Regions from separate parts of the Homo sapiens genome. Here region 2 is linked to region 1. A link is an interaction called in ENCODE POLR2A ChIA-PET data of the cell type or tissue named here. Cell type or tissue: IMR-90. All regions are shown on one strand. Each heading gives the region's core, and the rest is flanking DNA. Links, peaks and the distances in the headings are about the cores only.

The links. ChIA-PET counts read pairs that join two places held together with the same protein. Peaks named below come from ENCODE experiments on the same cell type or tissue, not always from the same donor. Only the 100,000 strongest peaks of a DNase experiment are listed, where the experiment ranks them.
Region 2: POLR2A ChIA-PET joins it to region 1 with 6 read pairs; 2 of 35 experiments call an interaction of 5 or more read pairs at or near these places.

Annotation. Positions count from the first base shown.
Region 1 is chr14:70,223,557-70,227,223 of GRCh38, reverse strand. It overlaps the pseudogene LOC646548. Among named protein-coding and RNA genes, the nearest start is that of SLC8A3, 36 kb to the right of the region's middle. In IMR-90, for the core only: no CTCF peak of the experiment used is centred there; no DNase peak of the experiment used is centred there; H3K4me3 peaks cover 223 bases.
Region 2 is chr14:70,613,002-70,616,668 of GRCh38, reverse strand. All of the region lies in intron 2 of TTC9-DT (TTC9 divergent transcript), which reads left to right. Among named protein-coding and RNA genes, the nearest start is that of MED6, 14 kb to the right of the region's middle. In IMR-90, for the core only: no CTCF peak of the experiment used is centred there; no DNase peak of the experiment used is centred there.

The DNA.
Region 1 (3,667 bases), core at 1,164-3,663:
AATTTTATTGATGTTAACAACCCAGTTATGTTATTGTACTATAGTTTAATAACTATATTTTTCTTCCATTGGGAGAAACTAGGTAAAAGCTGTATGAGATCTCTCTATTATTTTTATAACCACCTATAATTATCTCAATAAAATTTTCAATTGAAAATTTGAATGAGTAGTTTAAAATCTTCCTAAAAAGAAAACAAGCTTTGATGGTTTTATAAGCTAATTCTACCTAACAGTCAAGAAATAAATAACTCCAATGTTGTACCATTGAACATTCTTCAATTCATTTTAAGAGATGGTATAATCATGACACTTAAACCTAAGAAAGAGGGCACAAGAAAGAAAATTATAGCTTGCCCTCAATAATGACCATGGATTTAAAAATCCTACACAAATATTAAGTCAGATACAGCAATGTATAAAAAAGACAGTACATTACAACCAAGTTGAATTTATTTTAGTAATGCAATATTGTTTCAACATTTGAAAATCAATATAATTCAGCATATTAAAGATTAAGGAAGAAAGACTATATAATCAGATCCAATAATGCAATTACTTGGCTAAAATCTAACATCTATTCATAATTTAAATAAAAAACAACCATTAGCAAACTAAAATGAACCTACAACAAACATCATACTTATCTGTGCAACAATGAAGCATTCTCTTTAAGATTTATTACAAGACACAGATTATGTATTATCACTTTCATTAATCATTGTTCTGGAGTTCCAAGCCAGCACAGTAGGCAAGAAAAGAAATAAATGTATAAGGATTGAAAAAAAAAAGTAAAACTGTCATAATTTACAAAGGTTGTGATTTTCTTTGTAGAAAATCCAAAATAATCCACAGATAAATTACTCAATTAAGAGCAATTAGAATGTTTATTACATAAAATACAGTTACATAAAATAATTATGTTTTATTATGGCCACAAGAAACTAAAAATAATATTTACAGGATCCTCAATATGTAAGTACCTAGAAAAAGCTAGCAAAGGTACACAAGACCTTTACTAAGGAAATTATAACTCTTTCACAAATTAGTTACCAAAACAAGAGATACAGCATATTCACGGATTGGAAGACAATATTATAAAGATGTCAGTTCTCTGTTAAATTGATGTATTTATTTACTGCAATTCCAGTGAAAACTTTAAAAAGTATTTTGCTGATATCGAAATGGGAAAGTTCACTTGTGCCCCTAGAAGGGTGTGCGATGGGGGTGTGGCTTGCTTCTTAGGTGCCTGGATGCTCAAACCTCTAGCAGGATCATGCAGATGGGTAGGTTGTGGGGCTCTGAACCCAAGGCAGCGTCTAGGGGTGAATGTTTACAGCTGAAGCCCTAGTGGGCGTGTGTTACAGTATGCTCTTTCAGTTTAGCTGTCCGTAGGTGGCTTGTGTTAGCTCAATTAGACCCCTTCCCTTATCTGTCCCTTAAGGACAGGGGGCTTTCTGTATCCCAGGGTTTCCTGCCTTGGTGTACAGGAAGAATTAGATTACACATGGGTTTGAAAAATGAGTGCAAGGTTTTATTGAGTGGAAGTAGCTCTCAGCAGATGGGGGAGCCAGAAGGGAGATGGAGTGGGAAAGTGGTTTTCCCCTGGAGTTGGGTGCTCAGCAGCCGGGCTCTCCTCCGACGCCCCAGCCGAACTCCACGTTGTTCCACCAGTCTCCTGCCAGCATCTGTCGGTGTGCTCTTATGCCCATGTGTTCCTCTCAACGTCCAGCTGCTTGTGTCTCTGCCCACTAGGGTCTTGGGGTTTTTATAGGCACAGGATGGGGGTGTGGCAGGCCAGGTGGTCTTGGGAAATGCAACATTTGGACATGAAAACAGAAATGTCTGTCCTCACCTAGGTCTGTGACCGCAAGCCTGAGGTGGAGCCCTAGCCAGGGACCATGCCCTTCCCTTCCTAGCATTTCCCTGCGCCCCCGTACCAATATTACGGGAAGAATACTGTGGAAGAATAAAGTGCCAAAAACAGCCAAGACACTCTTGAGAAAAAACTTCAAGATTGGAGGAATACCTATCAGTTACAGCGAGTCTTTATATAACTCTAGTAATTAGGGAGAGTGTGCTATTAGTGGAGATGTAGACAAGTATTTCAGAAGAATAGAATGGAAGCCTTGGAAAAACTCATCCAAATATTGAAACTTGGTATATAATAGGGTTGACAGCAGATAAATAGAAAAAGGATATTTCTTCCATAAATGATGCTGTAATAATGGATAAAACAACTCACATTATACACAAAAATTAATATTTATCAGATGGCTCATGAATCTAAATGTCAAAGGCAACTATAAAAGTTCTCCAGGACCTTTATACACGCTGGTCCTTGTGTTCAGAATGTTCTGTTATAACCTCTGTCTGCTTAACTGCAACTCACCCTTCAGATTTCAGCTTATATATGACCTCCTCAAACAAGCCTCCTTGGTTGTCCAGGCTTAATTAGATTCTCTTGTTATAAGTGCTCAGAGGTCCTCTCCTTTGTTTTTTCCAAACTCTTTCTTTGAGATATACTTTACATAAAATAAAGTGAACAAATCTTAAGTGTTTAGCTTGATGGATTTTTTTACGTAGGTAAATGCCTGCGTAACCACCACCCAGGTCAAGACACACAAGATGCTTCTCTTAAGTTTAGGCACTTGATTTCTTTCTATTGTCAAATAAAAGAGGAGGCAGCGAGGATTAGATGGAAGTTTTGCTAACTGGTCCTGGAAAAAAAAAAGCCTATTTACACTACTCAAAGCAACTTCTAATTTAAAAATTATGTCACTTCCACACTCTCCATTCTCTTGTGGGTCTATTTTTATATGAATTCCATTCTTATTTCAATATTATAAACTTACCATATCCTCATATACGATTCTGAAGGTACCCTTTCCATGTATTTATTCAGTATTGTCATTTTTCTTTTGAGAAATTTTTCCTTTTTTAATAAATATTTTTCTTCTAGATGACTTTCAGAAATCATTTTATCAAACAGCCATAAAATCATGAAACATTCTAGGAACATGTCGTACCTTTAGTTTGCTTAAATTTTTTCATTCATGTCCTTAGTGGCAGAAATTGCTATGTGAATTCTGGTCACTGGAATGTGGATTAAATTGACATATGGGATGTCCAGCCCAGCCTTGCCCCTAAATTCAGTGTCCTTCCGCCTCAATGTCCTTCCCCTCAAAATTCTCCATACTCATTTCCCCATTTGACATGGCTGGAATAAAGATGGAAACGACCTCATATCAATTTTGGAAGCCATGTATTGGAGATAGGGGAGCCACAGTGATACAGACAGGGGGCGACCAAGGGTCCCCGGCAAAACCCGCCTTCAAGCCTAAAACAGCCTGAAGGCCGAAAAATCGGATTACTGACCTGGAGAAATCTCCCATTGGCCTACGCGCTGGGAGGAAGCGGTGGGGCCTCGGGAAGCTGCCGCTGTTTGCATGGGGAGGAGTCGGCCCCTCCCGTTCCTGTGCGGTAACCGGCAAGTTAGTCTGTGACGTGGGGGCCTGTTAACAGGAGCCCCTCTCACTCAGGAGCCCCTCTCACTTTGTTGAGAATCTTTTTCCTTTTCACCCAATACATTCCGTAACTTCTCACCCTTCAAAGTGTCTCCGTGCCTAATCTTTCCTCGTCGTGTCGCAAGAACCGAGTTTTTCCTACA
Region 2 (3,667 bases), core at 624-3,123, 390 kb before region 1:
TTGTTTTAATCGATATATTGTTATTGTACACTTTTATGAGGTTTATTTTGATGTTTCAATACCTATTTATGTTATAGAATGATCCAATTAGAGTAGTTAATGTATCCATCACCTTATATATTTATCATTTCTTTGTGGTGAGATCATTCAGAAGCCTCTCTTCTAGCTATTTTATAATATACGATATTTTACTTTTAACCATATTCACCCTACTGTGCAGTAGATGACTAGAATTTATTCCTCCTATCTAATCGTAACTTTATACCTATTGACCAACCTCTCTTATCCTCCCTTCCTCATTTCTCTCCCCAGTATGTGGTAACCACTGTTCTGCTGTTTCTATGATACCAATTTTTTTTTTTTTTTTTTTTTTTTAGATTTCACATATGAACCATGCAATATTTCTCTTTCTGTGTCTGGCTTATTTCACTTAACATGATGTCCTCCAGGTTCATCTATGTCATCACAGATGACAAGATTTCATGCTTTTTTATGGCTGAATAATATTCCATTGTGTCTATATACCGCATTGTCTTTTTCTTTTTCTTTTTTTTTTTTTTTTTGTTTTTGAGATGGATTCTTGCTCTGTCACCCAGGCTGGAGTGCAGTGGCACCATCTTGGCTCACTGCAACCTCCGCCTCATGGGTTCAAGCCATTCTCTGCCACAGCCTCCCGAGTAGCTGGGATTACAAGCACCCACCACCACGCCCGGCTAATTTTTTTTTTTTCTTTTTTGTATTTTTAGCAGAGACGGGGTTTCACCATGTTGGCCAGGCTGGTCTTGAACTCCTGACCTTGTGATCCACCCGCCTCAGCCTCCCAAAGTGCTGGGATTACAGGTGTTAGCCACTGCGCCCGGCCTTCACATTTTCTTTATCCATTCATTTGTTATTGGACATTTAGGTTAATTCTATATCTTGTTGAATTCGGCTGTGAATCCATCTGGTCCTGGATGGAGATTTTTTGTTAGAATTTAAAATTACTGATTCAATGTCATTACTCATTATTGGTCTGTTCAGGGTTTCTATTTCTTCCTGGTTCAATCTTGGAGGGTTGTATGTTTCCAGGAATGTATCAATTTCCTCTAGGTTTTCTAGTTTGTGTACATAAAGGTGTTCATAGTACTCTACGAGGATCTTTTTTATCTCTGCGATATCAGTTGTAATACCACTTTTCACATTTTTGGTTGCATTTATTTGAATCTTCTCTTGTTTTTTCTTGTTTAACTAGAAGTCTATCAATTTTGCTTATCGTTTCAAAACACTAGCTTTTTGTTTTGTTTATCTTTTGTGTCATATTATTGGTCTTGATCTCATTTAGTTCCTTTCTCATCTTTGTTTTCTTCCACTAGCTTTGAATTGTTCTTGTTTTTCTACTTCCTTGAGGTGTGACATTAGGTTATTAATTTGAGATCTTTCTATCTTTTGATGTAAACATTAAATGCTATAAACTTTCCACTTAACACTGCTTTTCCTCTATCCCAGAGGTTTTGGTATATTGTATCTTTATTTTTATTTCTTTTGAAGATTTTTTAAAATTTCTGCCTCAGTTTAATTGTTTACCCAAAAGTCATTCAGGAGCAAGTGGTTTAGCTTCCAAGTTTGTGTAGTTTTGAAAGTTCCTCTTGCTATTGATTTCTAATTTTATTCCACTATGATCTAAGAAGATACTTGATATGATTTAGTTTTTTTTTAATTTATTGATACTTGCTTTGTAGCCAAACATATAGTCAATTTGGGAAAATATTCTGTGTAGAGATGAGAAGAACGCAAATTCTATGGTTGTTGGATAGGATGTTCTTTAGATGTCTATTAGGTCCATTTGGTCTAGAGTCCAGTTGAAATCCAGAGTTTCTTCATTGATTTTCAGCCTCAGTGATCTGTCTAGTGCTGTCAGTAGGATGTTGAAGTCCTCCACTATTATTGATATTCTGTTGAAGCCGCACAAAATGGATTAAGATACCCCCAGTATCCAAACATAGGGAAATGCTTGCAAAACTTTGAATATGTCGGGATGCTTTATGCTCACATATTTCTTTTCCTCTTCCTTTCTCCTTTCTTGTTCTCTCTCAAATGTCATCTTGTATGTGAAACCATTGCTGAAAACCCCACCTCGTTGCCCTCATTATTTTCTAGGTAGAATATTTTAATGCCTAGAGTATAGTAATTGTATAATAATAAATATTCACAATGATTAATTTTCGAACAAATAAACAAATGGGTATGCCCCTCATTCACTGGTAGGGAAATTTTTGGCAGGAGCAGTGGCTCAAGCCTGTAATCCCAGCACTTTGGAAGGCCAAGGTAGGAGAATTCCTTGAGTCCAGGAGTTTGAGACCAGCCTGGCAACATAGTGAGAATCCATCTCTACAGTTTTTTTTTTAAAGTTAGCCTGGAATGATGGTGCATGCCTGTAGTCCCAGCTACTCAGGAGGCTGAAGTGGGAGGATTGCTTGAGCCTGGGAGGTTGTGGCTGCTGTGAGCCATGATTGTGCCACTGTACTGTAACCTAGGTGACAAAGTGAGACACTATCTCAGAAAAAAAAAAAAAAAGGAAAAGTTGTTTGTTTGTTTCTAAGGCTACACCCCTGTCTAGGAGAGCTTGTTCCTTCCTAATGGGTTTCAATTACCACCTCTACACAACTAACTTCTAAAGAAGTTCCAGTTCTATATCTCTTATTGCTTGACAGATATTCTGGTGGGAGAAATAAACCAGAAGCAGGGATAGTAATCAGGAGTCTATTACAATAACCTAAGTGAGAGGTAGTAAGAATGAAAACTGGGGACACGGCCAGGCGTGGTGGCTCACGCCTGTAATCCCAGCACTTTGGGAGGCTGAGGCGGGCGGATCACGAGGTCAGGAGATCAAGATCATCCTGGCTAACACAGTGAAACCCCGCTCTACTAAAAATACAAAAAATTAGCTGAGTGTGGTGGTGGGTGCTTGTAGTCCCAGCTACTCGGGAGGCTGAGTCAGGAGAATGGCGTGAACCTGGGAGGTGGAGCTTGCAGTGAGCCGAGATCGGGCCATTGCACTCTAGCCTGGGAAACAGAGCGAGACTCCGTCTCAAAAAAAGAAAAAAGAAAAGAAAAGAAAATTGGGGACAGGTTTAAGAGATATCTGAGCTATGAGTTGCCTCCAAGGCAGACGGTGGAGACTCTTGCCAGCACTCTGAAATTACACAGTATGTGCTGCTGCCTACTTTTCCTGTGGTGAAGACTGACACAGTGAATGCTGACAGGACTGAGGAAGGTCAAATATTTTCAGAGCCCCATTCTTTTTTCCTTTATTTTTCTTTTCAAAGTCTGACGGGTAGGGAATCAGCAGAGTTAGGAAATGAAAAAGAAAATTTCAGTTTCTCTTTTCTGTACCCAAGCCCTGGGTCTGATGTTTGGTCTTTGCTTCCCAGATATATAAAATCAAAATAGCCAGTGCCCCTAGAAATTGCCTGACATTAAGCCAAAGCATTCCCTTATGCTTTTTATTCACAATGTATGGCTTTTGGCAGATTGGCATGCAGGACACCTGAATCCACCTCCATTTATTATCAGATATGGATATTCTTGGAGTGTGGGTCCAGGACTCAGTCCCATGTGTGATCTTTCAGGCCCTCCACAGGCAATTACAAGGTGATGCATGGCAGGCCTCATAGGAGAAGCTGCTCTC